7 separate regions of the Mus musculus genome follow, and regions 1, 2, 3, 4, 6 and 7 are each linked to region 5. Evidence: chromatin loops called from intact Hi-C (ENCODE). Cell type or tissue: left cerebral cortex. All regions are shown on one strand. Region 1 overlaps Rab2a (RAB2A, member RAS oncogene family). Region 2 overlaps Chd7 (chromodomain helicase DNA binding protein 7). Region 3 has its middle 24 kb from the start of Gm50597. Region 4 overlaps Gm42252 (a long non-coding RNA gene). Region 5 has its middle 19 kb from the start of Gm34428. Region 6 holds the start of Chd7 (chromodomain helicase DNA binding protein 7). Region 7 holds the start of Gm46842 (a long non-coding RNA gene).

Region 1 (4,000 bases), 420 kb after region 5:
GACAGTGTAAGGGTGCAGAGCAGGAGTTGCCTCTCTGTTTACTAATCCATTTGTTTGCATCATTGTAAGCTCACAGGCATTCCTTTCCAGTTTACAATCCATCCCCAGCATTAGCTTCTTGATGGTCAGAAGCAGCAGAGACCACTCCTCCATCCTTGGGCATGCCCCTCCCATCATGTGTCAAACACTTCCTAATTTGTCCTTGACAAATAAGATATTCCAGGTGTATTTAAAAAATTTCTCTGCCCAATACAGAAATCACATTTTTTTTTTTAAAAAAATATATACTTTGTTTTGTTTCTTGAGACAGGATTTCTCCATGTAGCCCTGGCTGTCCTAGAACTCTGTGGACCAGGCTGGATCACAGACACCCGCCTGCCTCTGCCTCCGAAGTGCTGGGAGGCAGCCAGATGTATATTTTTAATGAGTTCTATGGGAGGATGGCATTTAGAAGTCAGCATCTGGACAGGTGTGCTACTGGCATCTGTTTCTGGGGCATCTTGGTGGACAAAGATGGGAAATACATAATGTGCATGTTTGTGGTATGTGCTCACTCAGTATCTATATAACAAAACTGATGTATTTGAACAGGAAACTGCAAAAGCCTTCTACCTTCTTCACACTGAAACCATGGGCACAATTGTGCCCCGAGTATTTGCCACTCTTTCTGAGAAATCACTACCTATAATGTTGATCAACTCACGTGAAGAAAAGGCAGCTCTAGACTTGGCAGCCCATAACCCTCTGTAAAGTGTTACTTACCACCGGTCTCCGCAACCTGGCATGTTGGGCTTACTTCCCTATGCTTTCAGTGTCCTAATTAATGCTCTCTTGAAAAGTAGCTAGGCTCATAACATACGGTTTCCCCTTTGCATTCCTGGTGTTAAAGTTGGTTTTAGTTATGTTTGAGGTATAAGAAATATTTGGAGTCTACACTATAGAAAAATGTGAACTGAGATTAGAGCTATTTCTTCTCATCTCCTTTGCCTAGTTCCCAACTCTGACTCGAATCCATTCTGTAAGGAACCATCCTCCACTTTATTGATCATTTTTGCACAGAGGTGTGGGCACATCTGTATTTCCTTGGATTGCCTTACTATAAGGATGGCTTCTCGCTTAACTATACATGCCCGAAGTCACACTGGTTCCTTGAGATCAAGTGCTCCAGCTGTGTGGGGTTGCACTGAGAGACTGCATCTTGCTCATTACCTTATAGGTAATTTCCACTATTCGCAGCTCCTCCCAGTGCCACAGGGTAGCCTTGTGCATGTGCTCTTCTGTATTGCTAACACCAACAAGGCTGGTCTCAGAAGAGATCTGGACAGCTAAGACAACAGCAAGAGAAGGTAGCTTTATTACATCGCCATGGTTATCTCCAGAATGTCGGAATTTGTCCAGTTTCATGGGAGAAACTGGCAACTTGACTTCCCTTGAAATTTTTAGGACAAGTTGTGGGAATTAATTCTCTCCTTCTACCATGTGCCACCCAGGAATTGAACTTAAAGTGGCAGGTTTGGTGGTTGGCACCTTTACAAGATGAATCATTTTACTGGTTTTCCACAAGATTTTTAAAAAATAAACAAATAATCATGTGTACATAAGGTATTCAATGTTAGTAGGGTAAAAATGTTGGGGAAGCAAATCAACACATCTATTATTTATCTTAAAAACTCTTGGGCCTCAGGGATGAAACTTGGGCCTCACATTTGGTGGGCATGTCTATACAACTGAGTTACATTCCTAGGTTCCATCTTTGCATTTAATTAAAAAAAAGATTTGTATGAGTGTTTTGTTGGCATGTATTTTTTTTTAATTATTTATTAAAGTATACAGTGTCCTGCCTGCATGCATGCCTGCAGCCAGAGGGAGGCATCAGATCCCATCACAGATGGTTGTGAGCCACCATGTTGGCTCCTGTTGGACTCAGACAGGACCTCTGAAGGAGCAGCCAGTGCTCTTTACCTCTGCGACACCTTTCCAGCCCTGTTGGCATGTATTTTATGTGCACCAACACATGCTAATGGAGGCCAAAAGAGAGACTCAGATTCCCTAGAAATGAAGTTATAATGGCTGTTAGGAGCCATATGGGTGCTGGAAATTGAACCCAGGTCCTTTGCAGAGCCATAAATGCTCTTAACTGGTGAGCAATCTCTCCTAACTAGTTTACTTTTTAAAAAATAACCTTAATTTCCTTTATGAATTATCTTTTAACTGCTCTCATTTTTCTATCAAATTTTTGGTCCTTTGCCCTTTAATATTTAAGAGCCATACTCATGACTACAAAGCTAATGAATACTAAACTGTATGCTGGCATTTCAAATAGTGTCCTATCCTAATTTCAAATGAGTGAGTAATGTTATCTACTAGACGGCAACAGCAGGCGCCATGCTGGCCTCTATTAATACCAAATCACATGGGAACTGTGTTCATCTGTGTTCATCTGTGTTCATCCCATGTGGTACGGTTTATTCTACTACCCGTTTTAACTTTTAAAACTCTTATGTGAGAGATGATGGTGAGCTCATGTAACCCGCAGTCCCTGTGTAGAGAGCAGGAGATAATTTGGCGGGGAGTGTGTTCTTTCCTTCCACCTGTGGAGGCAGTGCCACTGTGTACTATATGCTAGATAGCCTATAAACTCCCAGGTAATTCTCTGGGTCTGGACACACAGCAAGTACCTAGACTACGAGACAGGGTTTTTCTGTGTAGCCCTGGCTGTCCTGGAACTCACTCTGTAGACCAGGCTGGCCTCGAACTCAGAAATCCGCCTGCATCTGCCTCCCGAGTGCTGGGATTAAAGGTGTGCGCCACCACCGCCCGGCGCTGATCCTACTTTTGTGTCAACTGGTTATTTTAGAATATCCTTAAAGACAAACTGAAAACTCAGTTGAGTGTGGTTACACACAGCTGTATCTTTAGGTAGCTGGGAGGCAGACTATGAGTTCATAGCCAGACTGAGATACATAGTGTGAGGTTTCGAACAACACGATGGAAACACAACAGGTTCAGTTCCCATGCACCAGTTGGCTGTCTAGACTGCGTATCTACCGAATGTTACTCCTTCATCCACTGTGTCTTAAAGTTAGAAGACAAATGACAACAGGGTCTTCACTGAAGGCTGCATGCTGACCACTGGAGTTGTATTTGTTTCCATGACTGGTTGTTATTAAAATATGACCACATATGATACAAAAATTGATGCAAGATCCATAAAAGGCAGCCATTACAGTACGATTCACCGGGGTACTGGTGCTGCGTCTCCTCTGACAGGACAGTGAATGTGCTCATCATGAGAAGGACACTTTTGTACATAGGAGTTTATTTTGCACTGCTATAACAACTTCATTCTAGACCAAGGGAGAAAAACGAGAGGATAAAACCACCACAGTGAGTAAACAACTAAAACTTTTCTACTTTGAACAGGATTTTCCATCTGGTAGATTTATTTTCATATCCCCCTCAAAACAGACAGTAAGCTTACCATATTTTAAAGATTATAGATAGGTTGCCACTGAAAGAAAAAAATTTTACACAGTCACTGTACATCAAGGTTGACAAACTGCCCTGCAAGAAAATATACTTAGAAACTGTGTGAAGAAAAGGGACCATTATTGTGTCTAAGGGAAGAGTAAGTGGCATGGCGTGCCTTCTCCGAGTGGGCCTTGCTCTTGGGAGTTGTGTAGTGTTGGAGTTTCTGTTTCTGCCCGTCCCACTCATTACACTGTGTTTTACCCAACAGCACTCATTAAGGCAAACAAATCCTTTTGTGAAGCGGTCTCAAGAACTTGTGGACAAATAGCTTTTGGCATTAAAACAGGTTAACACACACACAGCCTTTAGTAATACACAGGAAGCGTAGTTTTCTTGGACTAGTGACAAGAAAAGATGAACATGCTCGTTAACGATGTCAAAAAGTTGAAAAGTCAGTGTCCAAGCAATTCCTAACAATGCTTCTGTAGCTTCAAGCTCCGAACAGTGGTAGAATTTATGCAAATGCATT
Region 2 (4,000 bases), 160 kb after region 5:
ACGAATTAAAAAAAAAAAAAAAAGTGGACACCAGCTCCCCTGTACACTGCATTCTATAACTACATCTCTGCATATCATGGGTCACTTTTATTAAAAGCATCATTACTACAGTTGGCAGAAATTTACATTTTATCTTACATGATAGCAGTTTTCAGAGAAAAAAAAAATCAAAGGACATCACAACAAAGAAAAACATTTACAAAGTCCTGTCTGTAAACTTCAAGGCTAGTTCAGAGCTGAGGTAATGCTGTTTTAGCTTTGTGGCTAAAGTAACAAAGTCCTTTAATTTAAAAAAAAAAAAAAGGTACCTGATTCTCACTTCTCTCAATCTTCTATTTACTCTTCTATTTATTTAGTTTTTACCAGTGCATCACAAGACCACAAGCCAATGGAACTGCAGTTGTCTGGCAAGAACCCTCCCAGAAGGTTAGTTTTCCAAAGGGACCCTTCACATTCAACAGCTGCCTGATTATTGCTGAGCCTCGGGACAGAGGCGTTCACACTAACGTGGAGATTGTCAGAGTGTATGGATGTGTGTATGCAAATGTGGGAACCCCCATAAAGTCAGAAAGGGAGACGAATGAACAAGGGATGATATGTATGGTAAATTTCATCTTGACCTTCACAGCAAAAAAAATTAAAATTAAAAAATTAAATATATAACTTCATACGTCCTCTGAGTAGCACTTCCTTCCACTAGTGCCGCTCTGTTACAGATTGCTCTTTATTATAATACCAGTGGTACCCAAAGAAAAAAGCAGAGCATTATGTAAGTTTCCTTAAAAAGACATGATCACCTCTCAAATTTCATCCTTCCTAGGGATAATAAATAATGCACTGCACAATACTTATGACCAAGATACCTTCGGACACACCTGCATAACATGACTTGGACTTTTTTCCTTTTTTTTTTCTTTCTTTTCTTTTTTTTTTCTCTTCTTTTTTTGCTACACTATGTTACAGAACAGCTTATAAAACTAGGTATGAACATTAACTGTGAGTGTAAACAGTAGGACTACCACCTGTCAACAGTTTTCAACACTTTCAGTGGAACTGCTGCTGCTGTTACTCGTCGTTTCCGGTGTTTTCTATCTCATCCCCGCCTTCGAGGGAGTCCAGCTCTTCACCCTGTGCAACCTCGTCTTCCAAGATGGAGGACTCTACAGTCTTGTCCAGGTTCTCCTCGGCATCGCTGCCCTCCAGGGTCTCTCCGTCTTTACAGGGCCCTCCCTCGGCCTTGTCAGCAGCCTTTTCTTCGCTGGTACCCACGGCGTTTTGGAGTCCCGCCAGTGCTGGGAAGCCAGGCAGTGTCAATCCCCCCAGTCCTGGAGGTAGAAACATGGATGGGTAGAAGAGGCCTGGGGCCATGGTGGACAGGAGGAAAGGGTTGAAGGCCAGCGGGTTGGAGGGTAACGCAGCCGGGGCAGTAGCAGCACCAACAGATCCGTTCGCGGAGTCAGCAGCCGAAACGGTGTCTGTGCTTTTCTCAGAGTCTCGGTTCTCGTCTTCATTGTCGTTTCCTTTCTCTTCCGCTTTGGAAGTGCCATCCTCTGGCTCTCCTTGACTTGAAGCAGTAGTGGTGTTTCCAGTAGCAGCTGAGAGAGGGTTGTTCAGCAGCCCGCCCAAGCCGAACACGTTGGGCAGGCCCGCCATCCCTGGCAGCATCAGGGGCAGCACTGCGGCGGGGCTCTTCGCATCGCCTCCGGCGGTGGCAGCTGTGGCCAGTCCTGGAGGGAAGCCCATGAGCCCTGCCAGCTGGAGGGACTGGAGGTTCTGGAGATTCTGAAGGCTTGTCAGGTCCATCCCAGCAAACAGGCTGTTCACCAACAGAGGGTTGATCCCTGAAGTAGAGGCGACAGCAGCAGCCGCCGCGGCTGCTCGGGCGATCTCGCTCTTGGGCCTCCGTCCTCTCCTGCTGGCTCCTTCTCCCCGCACCACAGGTCCAGTGAGGAGACGGTCAAACATTGACTCGGGAACAAAACCCTGGACGACAGGGAAAGCAGACAACAGCTGTAGAGGCCGGGTCAGAGTACTTACTGCCAACGTGGGCCTTTTGGAGCTCCACACCAACATTCTAACTATGCAAGCAATTGCTTCCATTCTAAAAGCTTAAAGTAAGAACTTGGGAAAGCACAGGTCCTGGTTTTTTTTGTTTTGTTTTGTTTCTTTTTTTTAACCATTATTTTCGCTTGCTGAATTGTGCTGAGTTGCAGAAAAAGCTGTTCAAGGTTACTCCACCACTGAAGTAAATGCCAAGGTAGCTGTATTCATAATTAACTTAAGGATCAACACTCCAGACAGTGGCTGATTGACTGGTGTAATCAGTACGTGATGTGCACGTGTACAACATAAGCATCAAGTGCAAATGACCTTTCATTTGTCAATTAATTGCCAAATAAATATGCCAATTTTAAAAGGTTTTGTATGAAAAAAATGATAAAACAGTATCACAAAAGAGTTGCATAGACTATAAGACATTCTAGATATTTCAAATATAGCTAAGAATAAGAAAAATTTGTTAACAATGTAGAAAAATTGAGTAAGTTAAACTCACATGTGTAACACCCCCACCCCCACCCCCACCCCATGAGAAGCTACACGCTAAAACCTGCATGTAAACATTTATAGTTGTTTCACTAATAAATTCACAAATGTGAAAAACCCCAGAGGTCTTTCCATGGGTGAGGGAATGACACATGGTAGCTGAGCATGGACTAGCACGCTGTACAGCAAGGAGCAGCAGACCCCTGATAATACTCCATTCTGGGACTGGAGAACACTCAGTGAAAGCCACAGTCTCAGGTTACAGAGTTCCCACTTCCATTTTACCCAGTTTCGAAAGACACACCATTAGGAATGGAGACTAGATAGTAGCAGTCAGAGCTACAAAGGTGGAATCATATATACAAGGACCTCAGATAGGTGATTAGGAAGGTACCACTTCACAAAACTGGGTCCTAACACATGGCTAGAGGCAATTTTATTGTATTATTTAAACAAAACCAGTAAGCATGCCACTAATTTGTCTTGAAAGAAACTAATAATGATAAAATTTTATGCAGAATTGCTATGTCTATTTTAAAACTGGCTATCACAGCTAATAATCTTAACGTTCCCATCCAGCACAAGTTCCATCTTGAAGACACTGTGAGACCGGTTTCCCTGGAGTAAGTCCACCTCTAAGAGGGTTGGGAGTAGGTGTTCTCACACGGTATTTTTAAATCAGAACTGACAATCAGCTCATTCCCAATTAATGATGTGTGTGTAAAATACAACACACTGAAATAATGTAAGAAAATGATGCTTTATGACAACTCTGTAAGCTGGGATTAAGTCACAACTGAATAATTACTAGCCAATGGGACACTGAGCACCTAGGCACACAGTTTTATGTGCATCTCTTTTGTGTACTTACAGACTGCTTGACTATATCGGTCCAGTCTGGAGCGACAGCAAACTCAGGGTTCTCCTCCAGCCACCTGGGCAGGTCCTTCATTGGAGGGGCCATGGCTCCACCCATCTGGGAATATGCATCCGGTGAACAACTGAACATCATGGACGTTTCCCTCCCCACTCCCCTCAGCTCCCTTTTTCGGTGTCCGCAGGAACACACACAGGTTCTAGAAGAAGTGTGATTTGCCATCCTTGCCCATCCCTTCCCCAGCATTTACCTTCTTCCCATTTCGTTTGTTAACAACAGGAACCCTTTCTTCTCCTGTCAAAGTGTTAATATCCAATTTATTAGGATTTCGACATCTATGTCGTTTCTGTTTCGGTTTCTGAAACGAGGAAAACAGCACGTCTGTGTTCTTCTGCAAAAGAAAAGGACGTATTTAATGAGGCTGTACTTGGTACTGGCCCCTTCCTATAAACGCCTAAGGATAGGCACATGCGCTGTTAAATTTTAACAATCATTTGCATTTCGCAGAAACTGAACTTTTCTGAGAAAGTATCTCCCAGCACTGACTGGTCTACCCAACAGGCACTCTCTGAGAAGATA
Region 3 (4,000 bases), 69 kb before region 5:
AGCGCACAACCAGGTAGAGCTGGTTCCCAGGTCTGAGGGTGACTATTTCTGTGATGGGGCAAGGAAGGTTCTGAGAAGCAGACTGGGGGTGGAACATGAGTGGGCTCTGTTGTCTACCTAACTCTGATTCATGTAACATTAGGACAGTTACTGACACCTTCTGTGCCTCTATGTCCCCGTCTGGAAAATGGGTTAATCGCCTCACCTCGCAGGGGTGTTGCAAGGTTTAATGAGGTAATGATGTTTGAGCTCTTTGAGCTTCAGATGAAAGTGATAGCCCAGAACAAAGCTTGCTGGTGATTATGCATAATTAAAGCTCTGTAGGAAGGTTGGTTTGAGTTACCCCCAAAGCCATCACAAGAGAACCCAGGCTTAGAATAGACCCAATGTGCAAGCCCCTGGGAGTTTTCACCCCATTGTGTGATTCTACTAAACTAACTGTCATGTTTCATGTCCCATGAGCAGAGCCCCCCAAGACAGTGTGGGGCAACTTATATTACCACTGTCACCCTGAGCCGATGCCTACTGCCCTGACCCTTGAGATATGTTAATCAAATGGCAATGGATGCTCACGCACGCACCCAGTGAATTCCTTTACGTTTCTGTACAATTTTAAAGGCATCAAGCAGAACCACTTCCATCGGTCTGGTCCCCCATGTGATTGTGAAACCCTACATTTCATTTAGAAAAGGAAAACCTCTTAAACTACAGAGTGTAAAAGAAAATATCGGTTGTGCAAATTAGCATCAGAAGGACATAAATGACCCCAGGTTAGTCTCCACCCAACGCAGTTTAATCAAAAACAGAAGAGGGGATTGAATTCAGTGACGCAGATGAGGGCTTCCCAAACAAGATGGACAGAACACCAAAACCAAACAAAAACAAAACAAAACAAAACAAAAACAAACAAACAAACAAAAAACCCAAAAGAGATACACGGCCCTGCCTGCGCCACACTCGGCCAGACAGAGAGCTCTTTCTTCCCTGGCAGAAAGCAGCCTGTGTTCGTGCCACTCTACAGACATGCACAAGACACAGGTCCCGGAGTTTCTCCATAGTGTAACAGCCGCAGCCTGTGTCACCAGGCTAGCGCCAGAGAGGGAAAGTCTTGGGTTGTGGTGCGCCTAACATGCCCACCTCCCTCGGTGTGCTTCTACCTGATGACCCAATACATAGCTTTTTTTCGGTAGCTTAGGAGCACTTCGTCTGTGTAAATGGAGGAGCCTCTGTGAGGAGGCAAAGGAAGCAGCAACCTGGATGGCCAATCTGAGAACCACAGTCAACCTCAGAGACGAGCAGCACTGTGCTTTGAAGGCGCGCAGGGGCTGGGAGTCGGGGATTAGCTTTAAGCCAATAGAAAGGCCTTCTCTTTTTGTTGTTTGCATTGGGACAGGCTTTCCTTGTGTGACTAGGATGGCTTGAAACTGGAATTTCTCCCAAGACAAGCCCACTTCTAACAGCACTAGCCGGCGAGGAAATGGACTGTTCACCAGCTTCCCAGGCGTCTGTGTGGGGTTTGAACTGTCGGCCTTTTACAGGGAGAAACACTGCGGACTCATATTCTGCTGTGAGGAGGAGATAATACCAAAGACTCATGTAGACCTTCACATCATCGCTTCAGAAGCTGCATGTGAGGCAACTCCTCTCCGGGCTCCTCTTCCAAGTGTCTATCTCTCCTTGGACACTCATCTTGGGAGAATTTAAACGATCGTTATAAAGAATAATTTCCCTAGAGGATACAAAAACTTCCACTTTGTATTCCGATCTGAGTCACGGGGAGAACAGTCCAAAGGAAAACACAGCAGAGACTGGGCTCCTGAAGTCCGGAGAATACCAACTGCAGGCGTGGTGCTATACCGACTCTGTCCTCTAGGTGGCAGCATTTAGTTATAGCTGCGCGTCCACGTCTCCTTTCAATGGCGCCTGGAGGACGACTGGGTTGAGTGAGTTTGACTTGGTCCGCTTCAATTTTCAAACTATGGAGCATAATCAATGAAGATTTTAATATCATTAAATGAATGCCTCTGCTGGGGAAAAATAGTTGGAATTCAGCTCTGCCTGACAAAGAGGAAGCAGCCTATTGATCACACTCAAGGTCATAGCTGGCTCAGAATTGCCAGCCTATCACGTTCCCTTACCTCCTCGGATATGCAATCTTTTTCCCCTTCTGCCTTGAAAGCTACGTTAAAGCAACATAGGCTGGTTATGACTGTTCTGTTTTTCATTTCCAGGTAGTTTTTAAAGATTTAAAGATGGACAAGGCCGCTAACTGTATCCAGTAAAAAATTTTAAAAAGTTATGTACTGTGTTTACAGCTAAAAATCAGGGCACGATGCTAATACTGCATATTATTATAGACTAGGAAAAAGACTTACAAAAAAAATCCTCATAGGCCAAGTATGCCTATAGAGGCCAAGCAATCAGGTCTCTGTGCAGGGGAGCCACTATAATTTATTGATAGGAAGCCTCGTTGTAGATGAACATCCAATTGCCACTTGATTCTGTCCTTAAGAAAGCAGTCTATGAAGTTGTGAAAGATCCTCTAGGGCAGACATTCCCAACCAGTAGATCAGGGTCAACCAGCCAGGCACCTAGCTTACCTGGAGCACAGTCAAGTCAGGGCTGCCCACACCCTCTCTGGATCAGCAGGTTTCTAGCCTGTGCTTCCAGTTAGGAAGAGAAAGTGCAGTCTCTGGACTGGCCTCTCACCAGGGCCATCCACACTGTGCTGGCCCAGGGCTGAGACCTGATGATGTCCCTTTGGGAATTGTTCTACTTCTCTGATGAGGGTGCTGGTCACTGCCCTGGGGTCAGAAACCCGCACTCATTGGGGAGTTTCCAAATCTTATTGTTTGTTTGGCTTCCTGAAACCTTCCTTCTGTGTCTAAAAACCAAAATCTGTTTTGCATAGGTACTAGTACTGTTGTTGTTGTTGTTGTTGTTGTTGTTGTTGTTGTTGTTGTTTTCTTTAATTAAGAAAAGGAAAGAGTAAGCTTTAAAAACTCCATAGCTCACCTGAAAAATAACAAGAGTAGTCAAGAGCACATGAAGGAGTTCTGAAAGGGACCAACGTCAGAGCTTGTCAGTAAATACAAACAAGGCCAGCAGGAGAAACCTTCAACAGGAGCGGAGCGCTCTCAATATACAAGCTAAGGCTTACTCGAATTACCGACAGTAGTTAAGAACAGCAATGGGGCTTGCATAGTTGGGCTTCCCCACTTCAGTGCAGCTTCAGGAGACTCTCCTATTTGTTTGCTCAGCTGCCATGACAAAGTACTACAGCTGGTAGCTTACATAAGAGACATTTCTGAACTCACAATTCTGGATGCCTGAATCAAGATCCAGCTGTCGCAAGAGCTGGTTTTGTTTTGTATGTTGTTTTTGATTTTTGTAAGAGCTCACTCCTTGGCTCGCAGACAGATCTCTCTGTCTCCTTGCATTTTTTTAGTCTTCCTGCTGTGCGTGTCTGTGTCCTAATCTTTTCCTGTAAGGACAGGTGTCCATGTACAATTCTCCCATATGGCTTCATTTTGGCATCAAGGATCATGTCTTCCAATACAGCCGGTCTGATGTGAAAGCATCAGCACATAATGCTGATGAGGGATGTAACTCAGCATGCATATTACACAACCTCTTTACACAATGCTGTGTGTGTGTGTGTGTGTGTGTGTGTGTGTGTGTGTGTGTGTGTGCACTCGTGCAAGCGTATGTCTGTGCACTCACACACACACAAACATGTGAACAAACATATATGATGTTATATATGTTTGCATCTACACATATGTATGTGAACAAACATAATATACATAAACTTATCAAAAATTATTTTAATGCACATATTCCTGTGTACAACTGAAGGAGACTACACAAAGTCTTTGTCACCCTTACCAACAAGGTAATAGCTACAGGGACATACCTGTAGATCAGAGCCACTCTAGTATGGCAGGGATGGGGCTGGTGAGGGGACAAGAAGAGGGATTTAAACCAGCATGCCCAGCCC
Region 4 (4,000 bases), 650 kb after region 5:
GGGGTAAAGGGAAGGAAGGGCCTTCCTCTTCCCCACCTGTCTCCTGTGGCATCTCCAAGGCAGAAGCAGCTATTTCTTCAGTGCAATATTAATTACCGTACCCCACAATGGCTCTACCTGTGACTAGTGACATTGGATTTGGGGCTCTTTCAGGCCACCACCTTCCTTTGTTTTTGCAGCAGCTAATACCTGTGAGACTTACCTGCTTAGAGCTCCTGTTCTCCACGGAACTAATCTCTTGTCTTTGATTCTGCCTTTTGCAAAGCCCTAGGGTGGTTGCGCCATTTCTCGATTTTATGGTGTGTGTGTGTGATATTATCTTTATAACCACTCTTGTCAGGAGGGAATATCACCTGCACTTTTGGGTGGAGATTTTGTGGAGGACCAATGGTGTGTCCAAGCTCACCCAGTTCACAGCCAGAGGTTCCAGGACTCAACTCTAGCAGTCTTGTTGACTTCCCACCTCCAGGTGGCAGAGAGCATGCTAGCCCCCAGGGTTTAAGAATTTCTACATACAGTGAGGTACTCACATCTTCTCAGGGCCAGCCAAGAAAACAGAGTTCAGAGGCACCAGTTTGTCAAAGGGCAGATCTGGGATTCAAACTCAGCTCCGAGCCTCTCCTCCTCCTCTTGGGGCTAATTCTTCTGTGTAATGTCTTCATTTTTGGAGACATGATGTACCGTGCTGTTTTAATACATGTTCCCAGATCCTGCCTCTAGAAATGTCCATTCAGTTCATTTAGGACAGGGGTGGGGAATATGGCTTTTGCCCAGTTGTCCTTGATTCTGGGGTCTCCCGTTCTGCCTGCAGCACCCCATGTGGCACCTGTTTGCCTTTCCATTCCAGGCTCTGTTTTCATCTGTGCCCTGAGGGGCTGGAATAATCTGCAAGGTCATTCCACGTCTTTGTACACGCTCATTCTTGTGACTGCAGGATACAAGGCTGATGTCCTGCATCCTGGGCACCGGAGCTGCTACTAAACCCTGAGGGTAGCTGCCTTCATGCCTGCTCCTCAGGAATTCCCATAGAGTGTGGGACTCCACAGGGGCCCTCTGGCTTGAGGGTGAAGGAAAGCCCTGTTTGTTGGTTTGAAGTAGTTGGCAAACTGGCATTTTAAAAAGGAAATAGACTGTGGGGTAGAGGGTTTAATTCAGGGAAATATTTGGAGGACTCAGTGTTTGTTCTGAGAGGTCATCAAATAGGTTTTGTTCCCACACTCTCTGGAAAGATGACGCTTCATTAACATGGCAGCATGAGGTGTAGTGGAAACGGCAGAATTGGGAACTCTGAAAAGACACATTCACTAGATTCCACTTAAAATGTAAAAAGGAGTGGAAAGAAAACCAATGGACATTTTCTTGAGGCAGCTGAGCGATACAAAACACAGGCATCTTTGTCTCCTCCTTGAAGACTTCCACAATGCCTTCTCCTTTCTTCCTTTTGACTAATCTCTACTTCTGAGAGGTGTTGAGTTTCGGCCAAACTTTCCGCTTCGTTCGCATCAAAGACTGCCCTCTTGTGAATAGCCAGCTCTCACCTACCCCTCGCCTTACTCACTCCTGACCAGCGGACGCAGGTCAGTCCCCCATAATAATTAGCTCACAGGCAGAGTTTCCAGGCTGCTCCAGGAGCATCAATCACAGGGATGAATGCAAGCCGGTGTGTGGGAACCGCAGGGGCAGCCAGGAGCTGAGTGAGCACTGCTGCCCCAGGCTCAGTCCCAAGCCACACTCCTTTGCTCCATTCACCCTACAGCTTGACAGAACAAATCACACGGGTACCTGATAAACTAGGAGGCTACCTGTCCCACAGAGAGTGAGGCTGGCTAAGTTCTCTGTGACTCCATACTTCTGGGTTCCAGGCTACAAAGCAAGTACCAGCGAGGCCTCAGCTACTTTGTCTCATTTGCTGATCTCTCGAATGTCCTTCTCTTCTAGTCATGAAGTTTTGGAGAGAGAAGTCCTAACAAAAGGTGCAACATGTTAGCTTGCATTCTTTTGAGCTTCCTAAGGTTTAATCTCCCCTTTGCTGTCTCCTGACCAAGGCTGGGGTCCTGATGGCTCCCTGACCCCATGTTGTGCAGTCATGTCTCTCTGCCTTCTGCCCCTGCAAAAACACCCGGGACTTTGGAACTTGAATTCAGATCTTGTCATGAGTGCTACTTCTCTCTGCACTGTTATCTGGGGTGACTCCCCACACCAATAAGAATTCAGATAGGATTCAGCCAGAAAGTTGGAATTCAGCACCGTATAGAAAGGTCACGAATTTGCTACCGGGGGCTTCTGGGTAGGGACTCTTGAGTACTTTCAGATTCTGATATGTCTTCAGTAGAGAGTCACTTTGGACCTGTACAAGACCCAGTGCAGGATCAGGTCTATGCTGCCCCCTGGTGCTCATTTGTTTTCCTACATCTAATTTATTCTATATTTACAGTCTTACATTCAGGACAGATATCTAAAACTACAAGAATCAGGAGGGAAAGATCCAGTGCAGTAAAGTCATAGATCTCTATAGTCTCTAGGGACCTAAGACAAATGTTTTTACCATGAGACACACCCCATTTTATCTGGAAACCAGCATAAATATGTGAGGAAGAGTACAAATAACAGATCCAATAACTTTAAGTTGTTTTTGACAGTAAATGATTAAAAGTGTTTCTGTTTAATATGTCTTAACTTTTAATCAGGATTTATTTTATATTCCAGTAAACTTTACTTTTTATGTAGATCAGAGGGGGAAATAATGCAACATTTTCAGGCACATGTATGCACATGCATGTGTACATATATGTATATAGCTTTGTGTGTGTGTATGTGTGTGTGAACAGATGAGTGCATCCATGCATGAACATGTAGAGGCCAGAGGATGACATTAATGTCTTCTATTTTTCTTCTTTAGTCTCTTAAGACTGAGTGTCTCATGGAACCTAGAGCTTGCTGGGTTTGAGCAAGCCATAAGGCACTTCTCCCAGCTGGCACTTGCGTTACAGGTGCCTGAGATGCTCAGGGCTTTTTATGTGGGTGCTGGAAGATCCAGACCGAAGTCTTCATGCATGTGGACTCTTGTCCACTGAGAATCCTTTCAGCTCTGGTATATCTTAAATTTGTATTTCCTTGCATGAAAACCAAAATAGAAGCCTGAAGTCTCTTCAAGTCAATTTGAACTTTAGGTCAGAGGCCTCTGGCTTTCAAGTCAGAAGTGAAGCGTGAGACAGGGTGGTCTGGGAGAGGCCACAGATCTTTATGTGTGAGTTATGGCTCTCCCAACCCTCTGTCAGTACACTGGAACACTTTGTCTGCTGGGCACACTATGTCAGACATTTTTAATATGTTCTTGGAATGCTGCTCTCTATGAGGCCTGAAGGCAAGAGTCCATGTTTGGAGTAAACAAAATATGAGAATCATATCAGCTGTTAAGAGGATGGATCTTTCCAAGTAGCTCAGACACATTGGCTGAGTGTTGAAGACAGCAATGATGCCAGCACATCATGCATTCATATCTTGTATGGCTGAGTCTGAGAGTTACAGGGAAGATGGCCATGCTGGGTACATCTTGAAGATGGTCATGCTGAATGCTAAACCGACATGATGATCACGCTGAGCTATCTGGGTAGGGAAGCCATAGCTGGCTGGCCAAATCCAAGAAGTTTATGGAAACTTTGTCTAGATGGTAATACCGGTGGACGAGTTTCCGGGAAGGCTGATGGAGAGAGAGGGGCTGGCTGCACTGGGAATTAGTCACTGGATACCTGTGAGTAGCAGGTTTCCAAGGAATGTTCACTCCTAGAATTGAAGACTCATTTGTATGGTGTCTTTATTTTCTCTCTCCTTTTCTGTTTATGGGATGAACTGTCCATCCTCATCCCTGGTTCACAGGTTGTAGTTCTAGCCCTGAGTCGCCTGAATTTGTGGCTGTATTTAGAGAGGTCTTTAAGCTGGTAATTAAATGAAAATGAGACTATTACAATAGGCCCTAAACCTGTGTAGCAGATGTCCTTGT
Region 5 (4,000 bases):
AACCAACTTCCCACATTCTAGGATTGCTTGCAGACATGTGTTATCATGCCAGTTTGTATTGTATTATTTGTTTGTTTCTTTCTTGAGAGAGGAAGGGGTCTCATTCCATAGCTCAGGTGGACTTTAAACTCATAGCCAACCTCCTGCCTCAGCTTCCCAATATCTGGGTTTATAGGCATAAGCCGCCACACTCAGCCTTAATCTGATTTTCTTAAATATTTCCCTTTGTGTGATTTCTGTTCTCTATTAAATGTTATTTATTTAATGTGTAAGTCTGAGTCAAGCCCTCTCTTGTGTGGGGGTGTGGTGTGGGGGTGTGGTGTGGTGTGGGGGTGGGGGTGATGTGGGGGTGTGGTGTGGGGGTGGGGGTGATGTGGGGGTGTGGTGTGGTGTGGGGGTAGGGGTGATGTGGGGGTGTGGTGTGGGGGTGTGGGAAGTGCTTGAGTATTGCCGTGCAGGTGTGGAAGGTCAGAGAACAGCTTTGGGGAGTCTGTTTTTTCTTTCCACCATGTGGTACTCTGGAATCAAGCGCAGGGTCTTGGGCTTGGGCATAAGTGCCTTTGCCTGCTAAGCAGCCTCTCCAGCCCTGTTGCTGTTGCCGATACTGAGTTTTGTCTTTTGCTCGAAAGAATAAAACAGCCTTCAAAATCTCCAGAGATCCGTAACTTAACATGTACAGAATTATAAATTGTCTGACAACTTTTCCTGACATTTCTTTTCTGTGCAGACATGGAAAGTGTGTGCCTAGGAAAGAAGAAAGCAGGGGGATATGACGAGGAAAGGGATTTAATTTTAAGAAGAGAGAAGAGACTTCCACTTGAAGATGACAAAGAACGCACTGGCCACACAGGGGCAAGATGAAGTGGGAGTTTTTTAGAAGATATCACATCTTCTCTTTTGCTCTTTTGCAAGAGCTCACGATGGAGTGGAGTTAATCTTCATCGTTCTCCCGAGAAAGCACAAAATGAACCATCTTAAACTCAGGGAAAAAAAAAAAGCCCCCAACACCATCTGTTGCTCCGCTGAAGCGTTGTAGTGGGGGAGGGGACAAGCCAGTTGTTAAATGGGAAAGCAATCAGGCGCTCAGCTCCCCACACTGCCTTCTGCCTAGAAGCCAGGAAAGAGGTCCAACGAGAGGGTAGAGGATTCCTTTCCTGGGTGCCTGGATTATTAGCCATTGTACGTGGGTGGGTGCACTGGATTACAAACCAGGGTACGTGGGGAAAGACGTAGGTGGCACTTAACCGAAACGAGATAAGTCAAACCAAGGCGCCAAGGGCTGCTTAGGAAAGGATTTCCCTCCTTCAACCCCGATCAGTATCATCTGATGGTTGTTTACTTGTTAAACTATCGTTAGATTGAACATAAGTGTAAAAATAGTCTTAAAAACAAGGCGCAGCTCTCCATTATCCCAACAACACATGGCTTTGACTGTTTCAGAAAGGGAAATAAAATATTTAAAACAGGTTTTTATCTGGGCTGTGCGTCTAAACGTGCAACGGCCCCTTGGAACGGAGCCCTGGTGGAGCAGAGAAAAGCCGTGGGTTGTGGAGGGACGGCTGGCTTCCCGGTGATGTGGGACAAATGGCAGGTCAGTCACATCTAGTCGTTGATGGGGAATGAGAGCAGGCGTCCACTGACAGAAAACAAGCCTCCAGCCTCCACAGTCAGAGTCTCTCCGGGCTGTCCCCGTGCTTCAGGGTGACCCACAATAACAAAGCCCACGGGAGCAGTTTACTCAATAGCTTCGAGCATTGTCCTAACCGTGAATCTTTGCAGAGACTGAGACTTGGCCACCCTGGCAGTCGCGGCGACTCCCCCAACTCCGCAGCCCAGGGTTGGGCTGATACCTCGCGGCCGTGGTACTAGACGCTGCCGGAAGATGGCGCACGAAGATACCGACTCAATCGAGGGTGCCGAGAGCTACTGTGGACTGGGCGGCCGAAGAGGGATTTTGATTCATTAAAAAACATAAATTGTACTTGATGAACAACAATAATAATAATAAACTGACTACTGGATTCCACAGAGATGAATTTTTAAATCCCTGAAATCAAGTTATTTAAATTATTTAATTTAATTTGCTAAATTTCAGTAACTGCTATGTAATGGTGCATGCCGGGCGTTTAGGTTTTATAGCGTCTAAATGCTTCTCTTTACGGTGATTGCTGCAGTTGCACGGTCACCAGAGAACTCTGTCCCCATCTCCAAGCTGTGTAAACAAATTGAGGCGAGAGTAATTACACACTGAGAGGAAGGCAAGAAGAAGCCATGGAAGCCAGAGAGAGCCCCAGCGACAAAATAACACCTTAAAAGGGCTCAAAGATCAATGCTGGTGACTTTACTAAAATCATCCAGGGGGGCCAAACCTAAACTAAACAGTGCCTGGTGGTTCTTATAGCAGGATCTTCCTCTCAGGAAAATAAAATCTATAGTCACATTGATATTACACCTTAAACTGTTTAAGTTCGTGAATGTACATTTTAACTAGCTTCCCAGCTAGAAAATTTGTGCCCAGAAAAATCTAGAAACTTTGTTCCTCCTATGAGCAAGGAATGATTTCGGCAGCCAAATATAAGTCTTTTCATTAAAGGAACCCTCACATTCTCCTTTGTGAAGTTCCAACGTGCACGCCATATTTGCACGAACAGCTATGTCTAATTTGCACAAACAGGAAGTTGCACACGAATATATTATCTTAAATCTGTGTGTGTGCGCGCGCGAGCACATGCACACGTGTGTGCATATGGGGGTATACATGCTGTCTGCACACTACGCTTCTCCATTGTTTTCGGCATAACTGATTTTGGCACCAGCTCGTTAGCACTTTGGAAGGGCCTTCATTAGCACTGGGACAGTAGCCAAAAGGAATCCAGAAAAATCAACACATGGCTGCTCCTGTTCTCACGATAAACGACAGCTTTCCTGGAAAACAACAACATTCGAGAAGCAAAACAAAAACCCACAGCAACAAGAGCGCAACAACATGAACACAGGAAGTCAGACATCACCAACTAGGAGTTTTTTAATTTTTAAATTTATTTACTTATTCAGATTTTTTTTTTTTTTTACAATTCTGGGTACTCTCACCCAATTAAAGATATAAATAACAAAAGTACATTAGGAACCCAAGGGGAAGAAACTAGGCTTTGTAGTGGGGGGAGATGCTGGGAAACAGCCTGGCATTTGCGGCCACACCAACCCCCAAACCAAAAGTGGTCCACGGAAACTTCCATGCCTAATCCACGGTTCTTTGGAACCTGAGTTCTGACAAGAGCCCTTCTGGGAAAACAGAATTCCCCTCTTTGTGTGAATATCTCATCTCGAAACCGGTAGTAGGAAGTTGGGTTGCTCAGGTACTTTGATAGTATTCTGGGAAAACGGTGATATCTAAACTGGTCAAAACTGGTAGCAAACCATATAGCTTGTTAGCCTAATACAGGTCCTCACACTCATGCCGTAGCCAAAGCAGTAGCCAAATCATACAGGACGGTTCCTCAAAGGGTTAACTCTTTGCAAGTCAGCTGTCAAAAGGAAGCATGCTGGTCTTTTAAGACTCCATGGAGGCTTTGCCCTAGACTGCCCTTCCCACTGGGTCTCAAGAGAAGGCACCGGGCTTGGCCCCTCCTCCTTAGCCCTTTGCCCTCTCTGCCCTGGGTTTCTGTTAGAGTTTCTCAATTGTTTGCACTGAACTTTCTTGAAATTTCTCAAGGAAAGGGGAGAGAGGAACGAGAAGGCAGTGAAATAAAGGTAGAAAAAGTCCGGAGCATGCATTAGTCACGTGATCCAGAACAAGCCATGAATACACAAGGGCCAAGGGAAAGCAGTGTCTACCTGGAAGCCCTCAGTGTGGCACTCACTCAAGGTGGTACTCACTCAGGGTGGCACTCACTCACTTAGGGTGATACTGAGGGTGGCACTCACTCAGGGTGGTACTCACTCAGGGTGGTACTCACTCACTTAGGGTGGTACTCAGGGTGGCACTCACTCACTTAGGGCG
Region 6 (4,000 bases), 340 kb after region 5:
CGGACCCCCGACAGGCTGGGGGGAGGGGAGCGGGGACGCGAGTTGGGATCGCGGATTAAAGTCGCTATTATGCCGCCGCTGGCGGCCCGGCCAGCTCGGCAAGGTGGGGTCCCCCGGTCGCCCGCCCGCACTCGCCCCAGCCCGGCTCCCTTTCTTCTCGTCCTCGCGCACTTGGGAGCTGCCGGGGAGCCCCAGGAACCCCTAGCTGCGGGCTCGGAACTCTGCGACCGCCGCCGCCACCGGCTGGGCTCGGGACGCCCCCCGCGCCGCGTGTTCGCGCCACCCCCGCCCCCGCCCCACGCGGCGCCCCGCGCACTTTCCCTGCCGCCGACCCACCTCGCCCGTGGCCGTCCCCGCACGGGCTAGCGCCGCCGCGCCCGCAGGGACGCACTTTGTTCGCGCCGGTGCGGCCGCCGCTCCCGGCGAGCGCGGCGTGGTCGGGCCGGAGCGGGGGGCGGGGGCGAGGCGGGGGGCGCCGCCGTCCCCGAGCCCCGCGCTCAGCGCCCCGCGCCCGCGCGCCCGCCGCCGCTCGCGCCGGAGTTGGAACCCAACTTTTTCCTCCTTCCCTTTTCTCTCGAACGCAGCCGGCAACTCGTGCTCGGTGCCGGCGGGAGGAAACGCGCTCGCGCTCCCCAGAGCGCAGACACGCTCCCTCCTGTCCCCGTCCCCCCCGACGCCGGCAGCACAACAAAAAGCCATTTACATGCGAGGAAGTGACCCTCGGCCGCCCCGCGCGCCCCCGCCGCCGCCGGCCCCGCGGACGCAGGCAAAAGTTGGGGCGCGGGGCGGCGCTCGGGCCGCGGGTTCGGGCCCCGGCGGCAGCAACGCAGGCGACCGGGCGGGCGGCGCTACGCTCCTGCCGACCGCGGCCCCCGCGCACCTCTCCCCGCGCCCCGCACACGCCCAACTCCCCTCTCGCAACTCCGCGCGGCCGCGGCCCGGCACGGTTTCCTGCCGCCGCCCCTCCCGGGGGCGCCGGGGAAGTCTGCGCTCACCGGCTCGCTCCTTCGCTCGGGCTAGTCAGCCGCCGCGCGCCGTGGGGAACAAAACGCAGAGCGGCTCCGGAGTTGGCTCGGCGGCCGCGGCCGGGGGCTGATCCACGGACGCGGAGTTGGCCGCGCGCGGACGGGGCTCTGGCGAGTTGCGGGGTCTCCGGGTCCCCGGGCCGCCTCCTCCGCGGCGCTCCTTTGTGTAATTCCACTCGATTCAAGTTTAATCCGATAGTTCCCGAGCACGAGCGCGTCCGCACCACCACGGCTCAACCCCCGCGCCGCCGCCGCCACCGCTGCCGCCGCCGCCGCCGCCGCCGCCGCGGCCCCAGCACGCCAGCGCCTGCGCGCGCCCTGCACGCCGCGCGCACGAGCCTCCCGGGCCGCGCGCGCCCGCGGCCGGCTCTCTCCGCGGCGCGCCCGCGCCCGCGCGCCGCCACCTGACGTCAGGCGCGCCTGGCATAATTTATGCAAGAATTCGGCCGGGGTGGCGGAGGCCGCGGAGAGGCCGAGAGAAGGGGGCGGCGCGGCGCGGGCGGCCGCCCCTTCCCGTCCCGCCGGGCGCCGGCGCAGCGGGCGGGTGTCGGTCCCGGTGCGCGGCCGCCGCAGCCTCTCGGGCCGCCTGCTGCCAGCGCTCTCGCGCGGGTGCAGAGGGTGCCACGTTTCCGCGCAGCACCTTCCCGGAGCCGCGGTGCGCCGCCCTGGGGCAGGAAGCGGAGGCCCGGAGCCCGTAGTGACCCCCCGCCACCGCGAGGGGTGGCCAGCCCGGTGCGGACCGAGGAGGCTAGGGGTGTTTGGGTGTCTCTTCTGTAATTATCCTTCAACTTGAGATGATTTTCCCACACGAAATACCTAGGATGGACGCCTTTCCTTTCAAATAGATCCATCCCTGCCTCACCACTTGGCTTTAACTGACGTCCTCGGTGATAGGACAGCGGGATCTGCCACTAAATCAAAAAGTTTTAACTAGAGAGCATTGATTTTAGTTGAATTTGTTAGCATGCCAAAAAACGAAGGGATAGCGCAATGGTTATGAAACAAAGAAATAGGATGTGTGCCCATTTTTAAACGTGTCAGAACTGGAGTGTTTTCATCATTCCTTCGCCAATGTGGCACTAAATATCATCTTCCAGCTTTGAATAGCCGACCTTCTTGCCCATTTCTCTTTCCGGTACAAGATGAATATTAACCTTGAAGACATTTTTTAAATTAGTTTCCCTCTTGTGTAATAGATATTTAAACATTTACTAAGCATCTTTTGTGTGTGAAACACGGAGCAGATTTATAAACGGTCAACAATTGTAAACTCCAGTATGGTTTTATTAGGCTAAAGACTGCACTCACTTATAAATAAGGAAGGAGGTTATACAGCCAGCTATGACAGCTGTGTAAGTGCTATTGAACTCAAAAATCGTAGAGAAAAGGCAAAGCATGCTAATCTGGCCCACTGATGGTTGTACTACTACTGAGCTTAGAATCACACAGTTTTATATGGACAAATGACTTGCCAAAACTGCTTCATTTATACTGCAGCTTAATCAGTTAGACATCTATCTCCTAATAGAAATAGTTTTACTCTTTTTTTTAAAAAATTTTTTTACAATTGTTGCTTATTTAAGTGCATTGATTCTGGTTTTCTTTCGCCATAAGTTGGATTTCTAAAAGAAACATAGTCATCAAATAGTTTACAGATAATCAGAAGAAAACATTAACACTACAGGGAAAAAAATGTGACATTGAAAATCTACTTTTTTATAGCTCCAGTATCATAAACCAAAAATCACAAATCTAATGTAAGTCTTCCACTTATAATAAGTTTATATCCCTCAAAGTAAAACTATCATAGATACTTGGGGGGGAATCTCACTTGTCAGACTCGCATCTATTTCAAGACAACTTACAAGCTAAATAATATGACCTCTACATTTAATGAAAGTATAACGTTTAGGCTCCAAGTGACTATGTGGAGGTCTCCTGTTGTGTCCTTGTGTATTTCACTAGGACGTTGGGACACTAACTTTTGTAATGTGCCAAAGATAAACACAGTCAGTGTGGGACATATCAGCCACATCTCCCCTCCCTGACTTAATATCCTCCTTATCCGGGAAGTCCGGGTTAGAAGTCCAGGCTTTCAGAGGTTCTGCTGGTGCAGAACTCCAAGGGCCTTGAAAACCCGAAGACCCTCAGGCGCAGACCTAGGCAGCTTTGTACCGGCTAAGCCTCAGCTCCCACCCACCCCCCACTACCCTAAGCCTGGAACACTCTTCTCTCCGTTTGCTTCTTTCTTGAAGTTTTCCCAAAGAGAATCATTTGAATTCACAAGCTTTAGCTTTAAGTATGCAAATACCTCAGGGCCAGATAAGGGTCACTCACAGCCAAATGTAAACTCCTGCGGAAGAGTTGCTTTTCTTCCCAGCACCCAGCTGAAGCTACCCCATTGACAGATTTTTACATTCTTTTCACATTGGATTGTAAGAGGTTCCAGGCTTGGTTCTAGGCGCTTGGCGTGAAGCTAACAAGGTTCCACCCTTTGCCGTCTAGTTGATTGGTAGTTGAGATTCAGTGAACAGAAAGAACAATGGGAGGTCTACATCCTCGAAGAATTAGGGCTTGCTTGTCCAAGCTGCTCATGCCCTGAGGGCAGCAGAAAGGTGTTATCGACCTAGGAGGTAGGGCTCTAACAGATGGAGTGGGAACCCATTGATTGCAGTTAGGAAACACAAACACATGACCTGTGGCTAACAGAAAAGGGAAAGCCACTTCCAAGAACTCAGAGAGATGGAACTCACCAGAGTAAGGCTAAGCTCTGCTTAGACAAAAGTTTGACTGTATTGGGGGAAAATAACCGGAGTGAACACTTTATGACAGAGAGTCATTTGCATAAACAGAATAACGGAGACGCACTCAAACTTCTAGAACATCTACTAAAACTTAAGCCCTATCAGTCTCTCAAATATTTTAAAATCTAAACTGTTTTTTTTTTTAAATTTTTCTCGTTCCGGATGGTTGTG
Region 7 (4,000 bases), 120 kb after region 5:
CTATTTATTAAAAAGGAGCATAAAGATGACTAGCCGTAGTGGTGGGAGGGTCTAAAGGACGTTCAGGGTTTGTTTTGCTCTGAATCATCTGGGGACAGTCCACTATACACGGCCTGAGCCACCTGCCCCCTTACCCGTGTTCCCTTAACCCTACTCACCCACGCCTCCATTAAAATCCCACTTTCTTCTTATATCATTAATTCAACACAGTAACTGCTCTCTCTGTCTTGGAAGGGGAAAGAGCCTCCTCCAAAAGAAGCAACAAATGGGAAGGAAACAGACAAAGCTTGTGAAATCCCAAACCCTGTTGGTAGAACGACATCATAAATTATGGATCCCTCGAGCCGCCTCCGGCCTGTCACTGCTTGGTCTGTCTCCATGGACGTGCCGGGCGCGGGCGACACTGTTGTCCTGGAGCACTGGTCTCTGAACCTCAGATCTCTCCCCACCCCCACCTCCTCCTCCGGCCTTTCCCTGGCGCCCCGCGGGGCAGCCCGGCCTGGGGCCGCGGGGACAGAGCCGTGCTCAGCCCCGAGGGACGCACCAGCTGCAGGGACGACGCCCCCCAGCCGGCCGAGCACAGGCTCTCCTTTGTTCCCGGGGACTCCCGCGGGGACACCCGGAGCTGGCCTGGGCGCTCAGGTCCCAGCGGGGCCAGGCCGAGTGGAGGACGGGAGGACGCCCAGATCGGGCGGGCAGGGAGGGTGAAGGAGGCTGCGCTGCCTTGGCGGCCTTCATGGGCGGCGTGGCGGGGGCCCGGGGGGCAGCCTGCGACATCTGTGCGAGAAGGGGAGAGAGAACGCGGTGGGGGCGGAGGGGGGGGGTCGTTACAATCAGGACGCCCATCTGGCCCGGCTTTGCTCCGGTGCCAGAAGCCAAGAGGCAGAAGTCAAGGTTAAACGCTGCGGCGGGGCTGCGGCCCCCTTCGCCCGGCCCGACTCCCTGCAGGAGCCCCGCGCCGGCTTCGCCGCCCCACCTTGCCCTTTGTCTTTGCTGGAGCAGATGTGCGGTGACCCCTGCTAGCATCGGTGCTGTCAGGATTAAAGAAGCCTCCACCCCGTTTAGCAACTGCAACTCTCGTCCCCCGACCCTCGCCAACCCACCTCTTGGGGGGTGGGGGTGGTTGTTTGTTTGTTTTTGTTTTTTGAATTTTGGCAGTAAGTCAAAAGCAGCCATCATAAAGGTGCAGAAAGCCCTCGGCTCACATTTAAATTTGTGTGCCAAGTTGGCTGCTTGTTAGACCCTTTTAGCGGCGGAACCATCACCACAGACACAATGAATTGTGAGATTAAAGTTTAAAAAAAAAAAGAAAGAAAGAAAGAAAGAAAACCCTTATCCTGCAGATGTCTGCTGAAGGCTGTTCCACCGAGGAGTGTGAAAGGTCTTTGTGTGCATGTATGAGTGTGTCTGTAAAGCCAACAGCCGCACATTTGTTCTCTGGTCATTAGTCCTTAATATCCCTTTTTAAAAAAAAAAAATAATGATGATGATGATGAAAGTTATCACACTCAAACCTAAGCAACCTCTTTGACAAGCTCTAGTTGCAGAAATGAATGGAAGAAATGGAAGAGTTGGGATTTCTCATGAGGCGGAGAAAGGAGAACTCCAGATCAAGTCGAACTGTGTGTGACTCAGGGGCCCGGAGAAAATGTGGGTAGAGGAAACGTGGGGTGGGGGGTGGGGGGCAGCTTCCTGGATTTCTGATGCAGGAAGAAACCACCGATGAGAGGGAGGGCAGATAGGGGAAGGGCGAGGAAGGGGGCTGAGAAGGAGAAAGAGAGGCCAGGGACTCCGGGCAGGGCCTCCTGGAGGGGAGGAGGGAGGGCGGGTAGGTGGATAGAAAGCTGGGCTTTCTTTGTTTTGTTTGTGTGGGCAGGGCTGGGCCATGAATCCACCTCGTCTGCACTGTGAGGTCAGCTGCCCAGCGAGGTAACAGCTGGCACCTGTGTGCGAAATGCAGCGTGCATTAGCAGCATCATTACTTAGCATTAGAGCATTACAAAGATAATTAGAGAAGCAGAGGACAGCGGGAATTGAAACCGCAGCCCCCTTGGCTTCTCAAACGCACAGGTTACAACTGTAATTTCAAGGATTTACAGGGCCACCTTGCACAGCGCAGCTAGGCTGTGACTTGAAGAGGACTCCAAGGAGACTGTAACTGTGGCCAGTGTGGGACAGGACTCCTGCCCAGGCCTCAGCTTGGCTCAGAAGTCAAATTAAGGTCACAGGTAATAGGTCAAAGTTCTTTGCACTATTTTCTAATATCCAAACTAATTCTACCTAGAGCACAATAATTTCTGTTTTTAAAGTGTATTTGGTATCCGATGGTGGCCTGAACAGACAGCAGTTGGTAAGCTAATACCTGCCTGACTACATAGAGGATGTTCGGCTCAGTCCTTCCAACAGCCTTCACAGGTCACATAGGAGCACTGGCGCCAGAGGGCTGAGAAGGTGCACCAGTTTCTTGGCATTTTCTTCCACTTTTTTTAAATGTTTTTGTTTGTTTGTTTTTCCAGTCCCAGAGGTGAACCCAGGGTGGGAGCTGGGGTTCTGCCCCTTAGCCACATCCTGGCGCCTGGAGGATAAGAGAATTTCACCAAGCACTCAATTCTAACAGAAAAGCAAGGGGAACTGAGTTGGGTTTTCTGTAGCCTGAGAATTCTGTGTCTGCTGGCTTTCCAGGCACACATTCTCTCTACATGCATGTTCATTGCAGTCAAAAGTGCCAGTCAAGATTGATGGGGGCAACTTGGAAAGAAAGAGATAGATAGCTCCAGAGTCAGGATGGCTCCTTTTATCAGAACAACTGAAGGACCACTGTCTCCTGGAGTGGAGGCTGCGCTCACTCCTGGATCAGGGGCATCAGGGGCTTATGGGGCAGGAAAGGAAGGGATGAGGGGTTCATATGCAGACCAGAGTGGTAGATATCAACAGAGCCAGCCTCCTGGATCCCTGACATCAAGGAAGTCGACTTTCCTGTCTAGAGCTTTTCCGTCCACCTGAGGCTTTTGGCGATTAACCTTCAAAAGTAAATTTCAAAAAAGCAAGTATCATGGTTTCTGGAAAGTATTTCTTCAAAAGGTGCTTTCATTAGGATGAGTATACTAATTTAATGGTGAAAAAAAATCACAACTTTGATCTGTTAAAACTTTGTATGAAGACAATAATAAGCTTTAAAAGTAAGAAATTCAAATTAGGTTTAGATTTGAGTACTACCTAAGTCAGTAAACTCCCTCCCCTCCCCCTTCTGACAGCCCTCCCCTCCCCCTTCTGACAGCCCTCCCCTCCCCCTTCTGACAGCCCTCCCCTCCCCCTTCTGACAGCGCAGTAACTGAGACCACAGGTGACATTTAACTCCTGGTGTACATGCTGGATTTTCTTAACGCAATCAGGTTATAATGTGTTATTGTTAATTACCACTAAAACTTACTAACACCACTGGGCAAGTGTGTGTGTCACATGCTTTGGAAATGTTAAGCAGTCCTGGTCTGCTTCAGCCATTATGATGCAAGCCCTGGCTCCTACCCCTTCTCTTTGCAGAGAAGCCGGGGAAGCCTTGTCCAAAATCAGTGAGGTGAAGTCTTGTCTGTGATGAAAGCCTTCTGGTGGCTTCTCAGCATCCTTGGAAGACTTCTGCAACCTCCTTGATTTATAACCTAGCAGTACCTGGGTACTGCACCTATACCATCACTCCACGGGTCATCTCTCTAAGGGTGTGTTATCCACACAGTTTTGCTCATCCTTCAAAGACAGCCAACCTCAGGGTTGAGGCATAGTCCTTCTCCTATAATACCATTTTTCCATCCTTTACTTTAAATGTCTCTATTTCCTTCAAACCCTGTTCTCGTCTTTCAAGGCACTCTCCATTTTCTGTAAACACAGTTTATTTTTCTTGCAGACTTGTCACTAGAAGGGCAGTCTGGGGACATCTCCAGTGTTGCTCTCGCTGTGGGCTCAGTACCTAACGTTCTGAGGGCATGCAGTGTTTGTTGCATTAATA

The links. Hi-C counts contacts between places; a loop is a spot of excess contacts. Peaks named below come from ENCODE experiments on the same cell type or tissue, not always from the same donor. Only the 100,000 strongest peaks of a DNase experiment are listed, where the experiment ranks them.
Region 1: it touches region 5 in a loop (3-fold over the local background); 7 of 42 quality-filtered maps call a loop at or near these places.
Region 2: a loop joins it to region 5, with 3 times the contacts of the local background. A loop is called at or near these places in 10 of 42 quality-filtered maps.
Region 3: it touches region 5 in a loop (6-fold over the local background); 18 of 42 quality-filtered maps call a loop at or near these places.
Region 4: a loop joins it to region 5, with 3 times the contacts of the local background. A loop is called at or near these places in 5 of 42 quality-filtered maps.
Region 6: it touches region 5 in a loop (5-fold over the local background); 22 of 42 quality-filtered maps call a loop at or near these places.
Region 7: a loop joins it to region 5, with 9 times the contacts of the local background. A loop is called at or near these places in 11 of 42 quality-filtered maps.

What each region holds. Positions count from the first base shown.
Region 1 is chr4:8,607,011-8,611,010 of GRCm38, reverse strand. Rab2a (RAB2A, member RAS oncogene family) reads right to left here. Exons shown (of 8, transcript NM_021518.3): 8 at 3,309-4,000. Among named protein-coding and RNA genes, the nearest start is that of Gm42253, 36 kb to the left of the region's middle. In left cerebral cortex, a CTCF peak has its summit at 1,845; no DNase peak of the experiment used is centred here.
Region 2 is chr4:8,863,721-8,867,720 of GRCm38, reverse strand. It overlaps Chd7 (chromodomain helicase DNA binding protein 7), which reads right to left. Exons shown (of 38, transcript NM_001277149.1): 36 at 3,672-3,812; 37 at 3,416-3,520; 38 at 1-1,983. The coding sequence ends at 1,066. Among named protein-coding and RNA genes, the nearest start is that of Gm46842, 45 kb to the left of the region's middle. In left cerebral cortex, a CTCF peak has its summit at 1,729; DNase peaks (open chromatin) are centred at 1,481 and 1,778; H3K27ac peaks cover 1,099 bases.
Region 3 is chr4:9,095,122-9,099,121 of GRCm38, reverse strand. No RefSeq gene overlaps it. Among named protein-coding and RNA genes, the nearest start is that of Gm50597, 24 kb to the left of the region's middle. In left cerebral cortex, a CTCF peak has its summit at 1,864 (motif pointing right); DNase peaks (open chromatin) are centred at 1,879 and 3,303; H3K4me3 peaks cover 189 bases.
Region 4 is chr4:8,379,244-8,383,243 of GRCm38, reverse strand. All of the region lies in intron 1 of Gm42252 (a long non-coding RNA gene), which reads left to right. Among named protein-coding and RNA genes, the nearest start is that of Gm42252, 38 kb to the left of the region's middle. In left cerebral cortex, a CTCF peak has its summit at 2,388 (motif pointing left); DNase peaks (open chromatin) are centred at 1,371 and 2,379.
Region 5 is chr4:9,025,823-9,029,822 of GRCm38, reverse strand. No RefSeq gene overlaps it. Among named protein-coding and RNA genes, the nearest start is that of Gm34428, 19 kb to the right of the region's middle. In left cerebral cortex, a CTCF peak has its summit at 1,870 (motif pointing right); DNase peaks (open chromatin) are centred at 1,083, 1,860, 2,260, 2,793 and 1 more place; H3K4me3 peaks cover 1,402 bases; H3K27ac peaks cover 548 bases.
Region 6 is chr4:8,687,771-8,691,770 of GRCm38, reverse strand. Chd7 (chromodomain helicase DNA binding protein 7) reads right to left here and starts at 1,365. Exons shown (of 38, transcript NM_001277149.1): 1 at 996-1,365. In left cerebral cortex, a CTCF peak has its summit at 1,723; DNase peaks (open chromatin) are centred at 687 and 1,476; H3K4me3 peaks cover 1,927 bases; H3K27ac peaks cover 1,162 bases.
Region 7 is chr4:8,908,223-8,912,222 of GRCm38, reverse strand. Gm46842 (a long non-coding RNA gene) reads left to right here and starts at 1,361. Exons shown (of 3, transcript XR_001784228.2): 1 at 1,361-1,650; 2 at 2,091-2,228. In left cerebral cortex, no CTCF peak of the experiment used is centred here; DNase peaks (open chromatin) are centred at 560, 919, 1,258, 1,667 and 1 more place; H3K4me3 peaks cover 1,119 bases; H3K27ac peaks cover 1,228 bases.